Regions from separate parts of the Homo sapiens genome. Here all the other regions are linked to region 1. A link is an interaction called in ENCODE POLR2A ChIA-PET data of the cell type or tissue named here. Cell type or tissue: OCI-LY7. All regions are shown on one strand. Each heading gives the region's core, and the rest is flanking DNA. Links, peaks and the distances in the headings are about the cores only. Region 1 has its middle 36 kb from the start of SC5D. Region 2 has its middle 73 kb from the start of SORL1. Region 3 has its middle 67 kb from the start of SORL1.

Region 1 (4,134 bases), core at 845-3,344:
ATGTGGCTTGCCAGGTCTGGAAGAGGCTGCTCAAAGGAGGCCTTTATCTTGAAGGCCATGTATGGGATCGCTCTGAACTGGGTTTTATTTATTTTTATTTTTTTTGAGACGGAGTGTCGCTCTGTCACCCAGGCTGGAGTGCAGTGGCACGATCTCGACTCACTGCAACCTCTGCCTCCTGGGTTCAAGCGAATCTCCTGCCTCAGCCTCCCAAGTAGCTGGGACTAGAGGCACCCACCACCACGCCTGGATAATTTTTTGTATTTTTAGTAGAGACGGGGTTTCACAGTGTTAGCCAGGATGCTCTCGATTTCCTGACCTCGTGATCTGCCCGCCTCGGCCTCCCAAAATGCTGGGATTACAGGCGTGAGCCGCCGCACCCAGCCCTGAACTGGGTTTTAAGCTGGCAGGTAACCCACTCAGAATTGTGTTCTAGGTTACTTTCCTTGGCAACACTGGACATGAGGGTAGGCTGTGGGGTAGCAATAAGACCAAAGGCAAGGAGACCAATCTAGAAGTGACTGCATCATGTGCACCAGGGAGGTTGAGGCCTGAGCCATGGCAGGGAACAAACACAGAGAAGAGGGCTGATCAAGCATATGGTTAGGATCCTACATAGAGAAGATGAACGAGCCACCAGTTGTGCTGTTGCGAATAAGGAAGACTAATCTGGGATAAGCCTCGGTTTTCTGACTTTGGTAATTAAGTGGATTAAAATGCCAGTTTCATAGACAGAAAACAAACAAACAAAAAGGATCCAAATAGGGAGATGTGAGGCAATGACCCATCTAGTTTTGCCATGTTGATTTCCATGTGTGGATCTCCAGGGAGATGTCTAGCAGACTACAGTTGGGTAAGAGTCTAAAGTCCAGCAGCAATGTCAGTCTTGGAGATTTACATTTGGGAGCCATCAGCATAGGGAGGTGAGCATTAAAATAATGACTGTGTGAGATAACAAAAAAATAAATCAATAGACCAGAAGAAAACCCTTAGGGGAATGCAAACATTTAAAAGTTGGCAGAGGAGAAAGTCCCTGTAAAACAGAACAAAAAGCAATGATCAGAGAAATAGGAGGAGAATCATAAGAGATGTCAAAGAAGCAGAGAATTTGGAAAGGTCTGGATAAGAAACAGTCTCAAATGAAAAGCCCAGTTAGAATAACACTGGGAGTGTCCAGTGTCTTTGACAATTTGGAGGTGATGCTTTTGAAAGCAGTTTGAGTTGAGTGGTAAGGTCAGAAGCCAGGCAGCAGTGAGTTTAGAAGTGAGGAAGTAAAGACTCCAAGTATTTATCATTACAAAATAGGTGTTATTTTCAAGACGCTTGGCTGAGAAGTAAAGGAGAGGTCAAGAGAGCCTTGCTCCTCGATAGGTGAGTTTTGATGTATTTATAGGCTGAGGGCAGTGAGCTACTGAAAGGCAAGAGAGTTAATTTATAGAAGAAAGGAAACTGTGCATGGAGCAAGGTCCCAAAGGGGAAGGGAGATAATGAATGAAAGCTGATATGAGGGTGGGGAGAAGAGTGTGTGTGTGTGTGTGTGTGTGTGTGGTGTGTGTGGTGTGTGTGTGTGTGTGACAGAGAATGGGCTGGTGGGAGGTGGTATCTTCTTCCCTGAGACTGAAGAAGAGGGAAGGGTGGTTACAGGTGTGATAGAGGTTGCTTGGTTGTTGATGCTGTTTTTCTTATGGAGGCAGGAGGTGAGGGAGGAAGCAGAAGAAGTTCATGCTGGTGGCCTCGGTTTTCATGATGAAATAGGCTAGGCCATGTGCTGACAGAGTGACTTAAGAAGAAGAGTGAAGGCTTGGTGTGAGCACCAGGCAGAATGGGAGAGGAGACGCCAGCCAAGGAAACGGTGATCTACTCTAGAGTTGGCCTGGTTAGAGGGGAGAGGAAAGACGGGAGGATCCTGCAGGCTGGGTGAAAATGGAGGGAGCAGGGAACTTGGTATTCTGTCTAATCCTAACAGTGGCAATGGTCTGCCTGCCTTCACTTTCCCAGTATCCAGCCTCTTTCCCATGCCGCATCCCCTGAGCCTGCACCAGAGCAATGCTGTTGCAGTGTAAGTCCATCACGTCCCTCCTCTGCTCAGTAGCCTGCTCCTATCTCATTCCACGTGAAAGCCAAAATCCTTTCAAATCCTGTCAGTTCTCTGTGTGATCTGGCCTCTGTGAACTCTGACTCCATCCTCTACTCAACTATATCAGCGTCCTCACCCTTTCTTAGGGTACTGCGCTCACGCCCACCTCAGGAGCTTGCACTGTGTTCCCTTGCCTGGAATTCTTCTCCACCAGATGACAAGATCCCTCACTCTCTTCCACCCTTAGCTCTTTTGCGCAGGTGTCTCCGTCCCCATGAGGCATCCCTGACCGCCTATCAAATCTTACCACTTCCTGCTCGCTCCCCTGACATTTCCTCTGCATTTCTCTGCCTTGTTTTCTACCCAGCACTTGATACTGACTTGAATACTGCATGTTTTACTTACCTTGTATATTTTCCGCCTGCCCCAGTAGAGTAGCGATTTAAATCTGTTCTGCTCATTTCTGTATCCCCCGTACCACAGCAGTGTCTGGTACTGAGTAAGAGCTCAATGAATATTGCTTGGACGAGTTCTGATTCAAGGCTGACCTCCTATACCCTGGCTAAAAATGCATGGTTCTCAAATTGTTTCATAGGCATTAGTTTTGTTTAATTAGAGCAGATTGCTTTTAAAAGTAGAGACCTGGTTTACGTGTCATGCCTGTTGATTAATACAATATAATGGCCCTCATCACTCAATTGCATCTGTCCTTTGTCCCATCCACCACTTTATACCTGATCACCTCATCCTGTTCCGACTACCATGTATCCCTTTTCACGCCCTCAACTCCCCCTGTTACCTCGTCTCAGGGAAACCCCATCACTCCTGTGGAAATTATTCTGCTGATTTAATCTTTGCTTTTTAATCAGATATAAGGAGGTGGTGGTAGAAGTGGAGAATGTATTCAGACCATCATACATCATTTTATGGAAGAAAAAGCCTGACACTTTCATTGGCAAATAAATCCTGGAGCTCTGAGTACTGGGAAGGACCTAAGAGGTCAGCTCATCCATCTTCACATCTCTGGGCAGCTCTGCACTGAAAATCCATCCCCTAAATGCAGCTGTCTAGTGGTTTCCCTCACTATTCTCTAAGGAAGCTACCTTCCTGACCTTCTTTGATAAGCCATTTTAGTATCTTAGTAGAAAGCATGAAATTGTTACTAAAGCACCTGCAGTGCAGTAGGGTTACGAAATTGGAGCACAAATGGAGTTAGGAGGCTGGACTCTGAGACCAGAACAACCTGGGTTTGAATTCTGAATTGAACACCAACTAACTGGGTGACCTTGTGCAAGTTAACCTCTTAAAAAAATGAAATAATAAAAAAGACAGTCCTGAAGATGTTATATGCACATATATACACATATATAATATATGTAAATGATAAATATATACTCAATAAATACAGACGTACAAATATATACTCGACAAATGTCTCTTCTCTTCTTCCTTTCTTCTATTCCTCCCCCTACCCCACTGACATGCATTTCATATTTAATAAGCTATCTAAGTCTATTATAGAATTTTCAAGTCTAAAAGATTCATTCAGCTTGATGATATCCCAGACTTTTACGAGGACTATTTCTAAATCATTCCTACTTGAAGAAAAATACAGTCAACTTAGAGGTTAGATCCACAGGCTATGAAGGTTGGATTTGAATCCCAGCTTCAAAATGTATCAGTTGTGTGAATGTGGGCACTTGTGCTCATGAAATCTTCATTTCCTCATCTGTAAAATGGTTGTAAGATATCTGCTTATCTGTGGGGTTCTTGCAATGATTCGGTGAGATTATGTATGGAGAGGATTTGGCATAGTGGCCTGGGACTTAGTGTGTGCTTAATATCTGATAATGATGATGATAATGCTAGCTAATATTTAATACGTATTGCCCATTTAGTATGTGTCAGGCATTAAGAAGTACCTTACAGTCAGTGATGGAGGAGGTTACTGCTTTCATTATCATTACTAATATCATGTTTTAAAGTCCCATGAAGGATGGTGGCAAGGAGTTCTTTCTTCTCAAAGGGTCTATTATTTTGTTGTTAAAGTCAATGAG
Region 2 (4,134 bases), core at 912-3,411, 51 kb before region 1:
CTAAAAATATAGACATTAGCTTGGCGTGGTGGCAGGCACCTGTAGTCCCAGCTACTCGGGAGGCTGAGACAGGAGAATTTCTTGAACCCAGGAGGCAGAGGTTGCAGTGAGACAAGATTGAACCACTGCACTCCAGCCTGGGTGACGGAGTGAGACTCCATCTCAAAAAAAAAAAAAAAAAAAAAAAAAAGAATGTGTATTCTGCAGTTTTTTGGGTAGAATGTTCTGTAAATACCTACCCATTTGTTGTAGGGTATAATTTAGTCCACTGTTTCTTTGTTGACTTTCTGTCTTGATGACCTGTCTAGTGCTGTCAGTGGAATATTAAAGTCCTGCACTATTATTGTGTTGCCGTCTGTCTCATTTCTTAGGTCTAGCAATAATTATCTTATACATTTGGGAGTTCCAGTGTTAGATGCACATATATTTAGAATTGTGATATTTTCCTGTTGGACTAGTCCTTTTATCATTATATAATGTCCCTCTTTGTCTTTTTTAACTGCTATTGCTTTCAAGTTTGTTTTGTCTGATATAAGAATGGCTACTCCTGCTCACTTTTGGTGTCCATTTGCATGGAATATCTTTTTCCACCTCTTTACCCTAAATTTATGTGAGTCCTTACATGTTAGGTCAGTCTCCTGAAGACAGCAGAAACTTGGTTGGTGAATTCTTATCCATTCTGTCATTTTGTATCTTTTAAGGGAGCATTTAGGCCGTTTACATTCAATGTTAGTATTGAGATGTAATACTATTCATTGTGCTATTTGTTGCCTGAATACCTTGGATTTTTAAAAATTATGTTATTGTTATATAGGTCCTGTGAGATTTATGCATTAATTAGGTTCTATTTTGGTATGTTCCAAGGATTTGTTTCCAGATTAAGTGCTCCGTTTAGCAGTTCTTGTAATGCTGGCTTGGTAGTGGCAAATTCTCTCAGCATTTGTTTATCTGGAAAATACTTTATCTTTCCTTCATTTATGAAGCTTAGTTTCACTGGATACAAAATTCTTGGCTGATAATTGTTCTGTTTAAGGAGGCTAAAAATAGGACCCAAATCCCTTCTAGCTTGTAGGATTTCTGCTAAGAAATCTGCTGTTAATCTGATGGGTTTTCCTTTATAGGTTACCTGATGCCTTTGCCTCACAGCTCTTAAGATTCTTTTCTTTGTCTTGACTTTAGATAACCTGCTGACTATGTGCCTAGACAATAATCTTTTTGCAACGAGTTTCCCAGGTGCTCTTTGAGCTTCTTTTATTTGGATGTCTAGATCTTTAGCAAGGGCAGAGAAGTTTTCCTAAATTATTCCCTCAAATATGTTTTCCAAACTTTTAGATTTCTGTTCTTCCTCTGTAACACCAATCATTCTTAGGTTTGTACATTTAACATAGTCCCAAACTTCTTGGAGGCTTTGTTCATTTTTTAAAAATTTTCTTCTTTGTCTTTGATGGATTGGGTTAACTTGAAAGCTTTGTCTTTGAACTCTGAAGTTCTTTCTTCTGCTTGTTTGATTCTATTGCTGAGACTTTGCAGTGCATTTTGCATTTCTCTAAGTGTGTCCTGGATTTCCGGAAGTTGGGATTATTTTTTATTTATGCTGTCTATTTCACTGAAGACTTTTCCTTTCATAGCCTGTATCATGTTTTCGATTTATTTAAGTTGGACTTCACCTTTCTCTGGTGCCTCCTTGATTAGCTTCATAATTGACCTTCTGAATTCTTTTTCCGGCAATTCAGAGATTTTGTCTTAGATCCATTGCTGGTGAGTTGGTGTGATCTTCTGGGGGTGTTAAAGAACCTTGTTTTGTCATATTACCAGAATTGTTTCTCTGGTTCCTTCTCATTTGGGTAGACTGTGTCAGGGGGAAAATCTGGGATTCAAAGGCTGCTGTTCAGATTTTTGTGTCTCACAGGGTGCTCCCTTGATGTGGTGTTCTCTCCCTTCCCCTATGAACAAGGCTTCCTGAGAGCTGAACTGTAGTGATTGTTTTTGTTGTTCTGGGTCTAGCCACCCAGCAGAGCTAGCTACTGGGCTCTGGGCTGGTACTGGGGAGTGTCTGCAAAGAGTCCTGTGATGTGATCTGTCTTCAGGTCTTGCAGCCATGGATACCAGCACCTGCTCTGGTAGAGGTAGCAAGGGAGTGAAGTGGACTCTGTGAGGGTCCTTGGTTGTGTTTTTGTTTAGTGCGCTGGTTTTGTGTTGGTGGGCCTCCAACCAGGAGGTGGCGCTTTCAAGAGTGCATCAGCTGCAGTCCTATAGGGAGAATGCAGACTTGCCCTAGGTACACCTGGTTAAGCATTCAGGTCTCTCAGGCAGTGGGCAGGGTCATAGAGCTCCCAAGGGGTTATCACCTTTGTCTTTGGCTACCAGGGTGGATAGAAAAAGACCACCAGGTGGGGGCAGGAATAGGCCTATATGAGCTCAGCCTCTCCTTGGGCAGGGCTTGCTGTGGCTGCTGTGGGGGATGGGCATGTGATTCCCAGTTTAGTGGGGTTATATTCTCAGGGGGATTATGGCTGCCTCTGCTGAATCATACAGGTCACCAAGGAAGTAGGGGAAAGCTGGCAGTCACAGGCCTCACCCCACTCCCATGCAGTCCACAGTCCTAAAAGCCAGTCTGACTTCCACCATGCTCCTCCAACAGCACCGAGTCTATTTCCAGGCAGCCAGTGTCTATTTCTCAGCCAGGGCTGAGAACTTGCCCCAGACCACGAGCCTCCCCATTGAGAAAGCAAGCAGACTCACAGTTTTTCAGTGTTTTAGGGAGCCTGCAGGGGTGATCCGGTTTCTTTAAAGGGTCTGTGGATTCTCTTGGCTTTCCTGGTATGTTTTTGTGGTAGTTCTTGGAGCAGAAGTTCACGATGTGAGTCTCCACACACTGCTCTGTCTGTCTGAGTAGGAGCTGCAAGCTAGTCCTGCCTCCTGTCCTCCGTCTTAATCCATGCCTGGCTAATTTTTAAATTTTTTGTAGAGATGTTGCTCAGGCTGGCCTCAAATTCATGGCCTCAAACAATCCTCCCACCTTGGCCTCCTAAAGTGTTGGGATTACATGTGTGAGCCACCATACCCAGCACCAATAATTCTTTAATATCATATACTATCTAGTCCATGATCAAAGTTTCTCCCCAAATTTTCCTCAAAATATTTTACGACAGATTTTCTTCCCCTAAATCAGCATCCAATCAAGTTTCAATCATTGTATTGGCAATTATTCTTTTTAAGTATCTTCAAATATAGAATGGTCTCTTCTCCCTGCCTTTTTGTCATGACCTTGCTGTGTTAAAGAAACTAAACTATACCAGCTGTCCTGGATTGGTCTTTGTATTTTGGGTAAGCTTTGGCAGTTTGTTAGATGTATGTGCATAGTGTTGTTTATAGTCTTCCCTTACTGATTGTCTGTTTAATGTCTGTTTGGGTCTGTACTGATATCTCCTCTTCAATCCCTGATATGAATAACCTCAGACTTCCTTGTTTTTTCTTTATCAGTCTTGTTAGATGTTTATCAATGTTATTGCTCTTTTAAAATAAATAGCTTTTATTTTCTCTATTTCCTGTTTTCAATTTTGTTGGTTTTTTGTCTTAGCTGTGTTATTTCCTGATTTCCTGATGCTCTCTCTCTGTCTCTCTCTCTCTCCTTCCAAGATGTTTTTATTTTTTAGTTTTCAGCAATTTGATTTTAATATGTCTTGGTACGGATTTCTTTGAATTTATGCTCTCTGGGATTTGCTGAACTTCTTGAATCTACACATTCATGTCTTTTACCAAATTTGGGACATTTCTGCTATTATTTTTTCAAACTTTTTTTCCTATACATCATTCTTTCTACTCTTTTCCAGGATTCCAATGACATAAATTTTAGACTTTTGGTATTGCCTCATATGTTCCTGCGGCTCTGTTAATTTTTTTCCTCATCTTTCCCCTCTTTGTTCTTCAGATTGAATAATTGAATAATTTCTATTTATCTATTTTCTTTCTTTTTTTTTTTTTTTTAAGACAGAGTCTTGCTCTGTTGCCCAGGCTAGAGTGCAGTGGTGCAACCTTGGCTCACTGCAACCTCTGCCTCCTGGGCTCAAGCGATTCTCCTGCCTCAGCCTCCTGAGTAACTGGGACTACAGGCACACGCTGCCACGCCTGGCA
Region 3 (4,134 bases), core at 636-3,135, 57 kb before region 1:
TAGATACTCAGTAGTGAGATTGCTGGATCAAATGGTTGTTCTACTTTTAGCTCTTTAAGGAATTTCCACACTGTTTTTCATAGTGGTTGTACTAGTTTACATTCCCACCAGCAATGTAGAAGTGTAAGCTTTTTAACCACATCCACGCCAACATCTATTATTTTTTGATTTTTTGATGACGGCCATTCTTGCAGTAGTAAGGTGTCCACCTGCCTCTCCACATGACTATCCATTCCTTGTGGTCAGGGGCCATGTATGACCATGGGTGAATGATCAGACACATGATGGGTGTTCTTTAACAAGCTGAGCTTACAACAGGGACTGAGGAGTTGTATGGGGGAGGCAACAATTTACCTCTACCCTCTTAGGGTTTTTCAGCTGGGCCTAAGAATTAAATTGACATAAGACACATCAACAGGAGAAAAGCAAACAAATTTATTTAATAAAGTTTTCCATGGCACAGGAGCCTTCATAAGGAAACAAAGAGCCAAAGACACAGAGTTGAACATTTACATGCTGACCAGGACAAAGAGTAGTAAATTATGAAAATGCGACAAGGCAGAGGAGATTGGGCTAGAGTAGTTGTTGGGTGGAGAAGTAGCTAGGCATCTAGGTTTAGTCTAACAAGATTTGTTTATATAGATTCCCTTCCACCTCAACTTTTTGTCCTTGATGATGAGAATGATACTTTCCTTCTGGTATCGGGAGGACATCTTTCACATGGGAATTTCCTCTCCTTCTTTTAAGAAACAGAAGCAAAGTCAGAGTGATCTTCTCGCACCTGCTGGTTTTTGTTTTTGTTTTGTTTTTTAAGATGGAGTCTCGCTCTGTGGCCAGGCTGGAGTGCAGTGGCGCGATCTCAGCTCACTGCAACCTCCGCCTCCTGGGTTGAAGTGATTCTCCTGCCTCAGCCTCCCCAGTAGCTAGGACTACAGGCACACGCCACCATGCCCGCCTAATTTTTGTATTTTTAGTAGAGACGTGGGTCTCACCATGTTGGCCAGGATGGTCTCAATCTCTTAACCTCATGATCACCCGCCTCGGCCTCCCAAAGTGCTGGGATTACGGGCATGAGCCACTGCGCCCAGCCGAACCTGCTGTTTTTAATGTCCCTTTAATTCAACATAGTCAGTATGTCAGAGAAACATATTACAGACAGTGAGAAGGCAACAGTATAGTACTAGAGGTGGGAAGGAAAGAAGCTAAGACAGCCATAGAGTTCCGTACCTGTCATCTACTGCCACAGTAATGCTACATAAAAAATGGTCATGAAATCCAGTGGCTTCAAACAATAAGCTTTTATTTAACTCATGAATGTATAGGTCAGCTGGGCAGTTCTGATCCCAGATAGACTCCCTTGTGTCTTTGTGCTCAGTTTGCAGGTCAGCTTCAGGGTAGCTTTGCAAATCTTAGCTGGGCTCTCTCACATGTCCAGGACCCCAGCCTGGGTCCATGTAGTCTCTCATCCCAACAGACTAGTCCAGGTTTTGACTCATGGCCAAGGCAGATTTCAAGAAAGGGAGTAAAGTTTCCATGACCCTTTAATGCCTAGGCTTGGACAGGCACATCTTACACCATTACTTTTGCTTCATTGCATTGGCCCAGCAATCCAAAAGGCCAGCCCAAGTCAAGAGGCAGCGAAGTAGACTCTACCTCCTGATAAGAAGAGCTACGAGCTGAATTGTAACAACAAGGTTACAAGGATGGGAATAATCAGGGCCATTTTTGCAATCAACTGCCATAGTTTTACATTGATTTAGACTCTGTGCAAATGCCAGGGCACTGTTGCAATGGGTCTTAACTTTAATGCTGTCAACTTCAGGAGGCTGCTGGGCTGCAAACCCGGGCCACTGTTCATTATTTGCACATCAGTCACCCAAAGCAAATGTTCTTTTCTAGACTGTCTTCTTAGCTGCTTCCTCCTACTGTCCAGCTGGTGTGTGTTCATTTAATTCAGACTTGGTCTAAAATTAGGGTGAGCAAAACATGATTAGAGAGGCAAATCTGTTGGAAAAAAAAGTAAAACCAAACTAAAACTAAATTTAAATACTTTTAAGTTAGCTCCATTCATATTACCTCTGTTCCCAAAATCAATGTAGACACTTGAGTTGTTCATGTGTACGTGTATTTTTAATTTAATATTTTGAATACGTAATACATTAACTAAAGTTTAAATGATTGCATGTGAATCTTCCTTCATATCCTCTGCCCTAGTCACTTAGTTCTCCTCAGAGGCAAATAATGTTATTTTTATGGGTATTTCAGAAATGCACATATAATTAGATATAAACAAATACATACATATGTTCTCTCTTTGATTCTGTTTTGCTTTTATTTTTTCAATTAACATCTTATCCATAAAGATCTTTCCAAATCAAGGCATAAATACTTTCTCATTCTTTTGTAGGTCTGCATACTTTTCCATTGTATAGATGTATCATAACTCATTTCATCAGTACCCTATTGATAGCTATTTAATTTGTTTCCATTCTTTTGCTATAGTATAATTAAATCTAGAGAGGAGAGGGCTTGTAACACAGTGATGAATTCCAAAATTTGGCCTTATAAGTGGATTGATGACAATGACTGCTCTATTGTCTCCTGATTGGAGTCTTTGTCTTAGTTTGTCATCTTGTGATATGAAAAACAAACAGAAAATTCCATGAAGACCTTGGTTTTGGCATGTGCCCTGCATTTTTGGAACTTTATGTTCTAAAAGACTTCTAGAGGAAGCCATATGGGATAGTGGAGAGATGGGAAGGAAGCAGAATGATATGATTAAAAATATAATCAGCTGGCCAGGTGCAGTGGCTCATGCCTGTAATCCCAGTACATTGGGAGGCCAAGGCGGGAGGATTGCTTGAGGCCAGGAGTTCAAAACCAGCAACACAGCGAGATCTCATCTCCACAACTTTTTTTTGAGTTAGCTGGGCATGGTGGTGTGCACCTGTAGTCCTAGCTATTCAGGAGGCTGAAGCTGAAGGATCGCTTGAGCCCATGATTTAGAGGCTGATTTTATATTATATAAAATAAGCTATGTTGCATTTTCAAAGGGCTGTTGAGAACTGTTCAGGGGAAATGCAGTTTGTCAGGTGTCTCTTCACACTTAGGGCTCTGCCATGTCAGCCAGCTGTGCGTTGCTGCTGTGGTGCTTTCTGTTCCAGGGAGTGAAATGGAGCTGTGCAGAACGGGCATCCTGAAAAAACTGTGATGCGGCCATGATAACTGGATTCTTAGGGATCCTAGAAAAACTCAGAATAGCCTAAATCAGGGGTCCTCAACCCCCGGCCACTGACCAGTACCCATCCGTGGCCTGTTGGGAACCGGGCCACACAGCAGGAGTTGCGCTGTGGGCCAGCAAGCATTACAGCCCGAGCTCCGCCTCCTGTCAGATTCTCATAGGAGTGCAAACCCTATTGTGAACTGAGCATGCGGGATCTTGTGCACTCCTTATGAGATTCTAATGCCTGCTGATCTAAGACGGAACGGTTTAATCTCAAAATCATCCCCTCCCGCCTCCCCCACCCCATATCCGTGGAAAAATTGTCTTCCGCAAAACCGGGTCCCTGGTACCAAAATAAAATGGTGAACGCTGGCCTAAATGACACAGTCACCACCTAAGATGCTAGGAGGCCACTGGTATCTTCATTTATCCAGCACCACAGTGTACACCAATTGTTTCCAAATGCTAGCTCGTGTACCTGCTGCCTCAAAATCACCCCAGATCTTTTGTAGAGCCCCAACTTATCAGACTCATGGAATCAGCCTCTCTGGAATCTAAAATAAGCTCGCTAGGTGACTCGGAAGCATCGTCAGGACTGGGAACTCTACCAAGGCAACAGTGCAGATAAACATGACTGCATTTAGAAACCAGGAAGCTCAGACCTTACAGGCTCTATATATGGAAGACACCAAATGTTCTGAGCTCTACCAGCCTGATGCTCAAGCATGGAAAGGACTTAGCATTCTCTCTGGCTTCAAAAGGTTCAAATGTGAGGCTGTGTCTCCTCCCAGCTTCTTGTTAGTCAGGTTTCTGACTGGAGCCCTGGATGAGACTCTGAAACAGTGATGTGTGAAGGATGTGGTAGGACAGTGCTGACTGAAGGACCAGCCTAAATCTCCTTCTCTGGCCTT

What was found. Peaks named below come from ENCODE experiments on the same cell type or tissue, not always from the same donor. Only the 100,000 strongest peaks of a DNase experiment are listed, where the experiment ranks them.
Region 2: POLR2A ChIA-PET joins it to region 1 with 6 read pairs; 6 of 35 experiments call an interaction of 5 or more read pairs at or near these places.
Region 3: POLR2A ChIA-PET joins it to region 1 with 5 read pairs; 4 of 35 experiments call an interaction of 5 or more read pairs at or near these places.

The regions. Positions count from the first base shown.
Region 1 is chr11:121,326,679-121,330,812 of GRCh38, reverse strand. No RefSeq gene overlaps it. Among named protein-coding and RNA genes, the nearest start is that of SC5D, 36 kb to the right of the region's middle. In OCI-LY7, for the core only: no CTCF peak of the experiment used is centred there; DNase peaks (open chromatin) are centred at 1,376, 1,732 and 2,392; H3K4me3 peaks cover 1,464 bases; H3K27ac peaks cover 2,325 bases.
Region 2 is chr11:121,377,475-121,381,608 of GRCh38, reverse strand. No RefSeq gene overlaps it. Among named protein-coding and RNA genes, the nearest start is that of SORL1, 73 kb to the left of the region's middle. In OCI-LY7, for the core only: CTCF peaks have their summits at 2,027 and 2,230 (motif pointing right); DNase peaks (open chromatin) are centred at 1,947 and 2,288; H3K4me3 peaks cover 1,131 bases; H3K27ac peaks cover 2,500 bases.
Region 3 is chr11:121,383,646-121,387,779 of GRCh38, reverse strand. No RefSeq gene overlaps it. Among named protein-coding and RNA genes, the nearest start is that of SORL1, 67 kb to the left of the region's middle. In OCI-LY7, for the core only: a CTCF peak has its summit at 1,920 (motif pointing left); a DNase peak (open chromatin) is centred at 1,909; H3K4me3 peaks cover 949 bases; H3K27ac peaks cover 2,212 bases.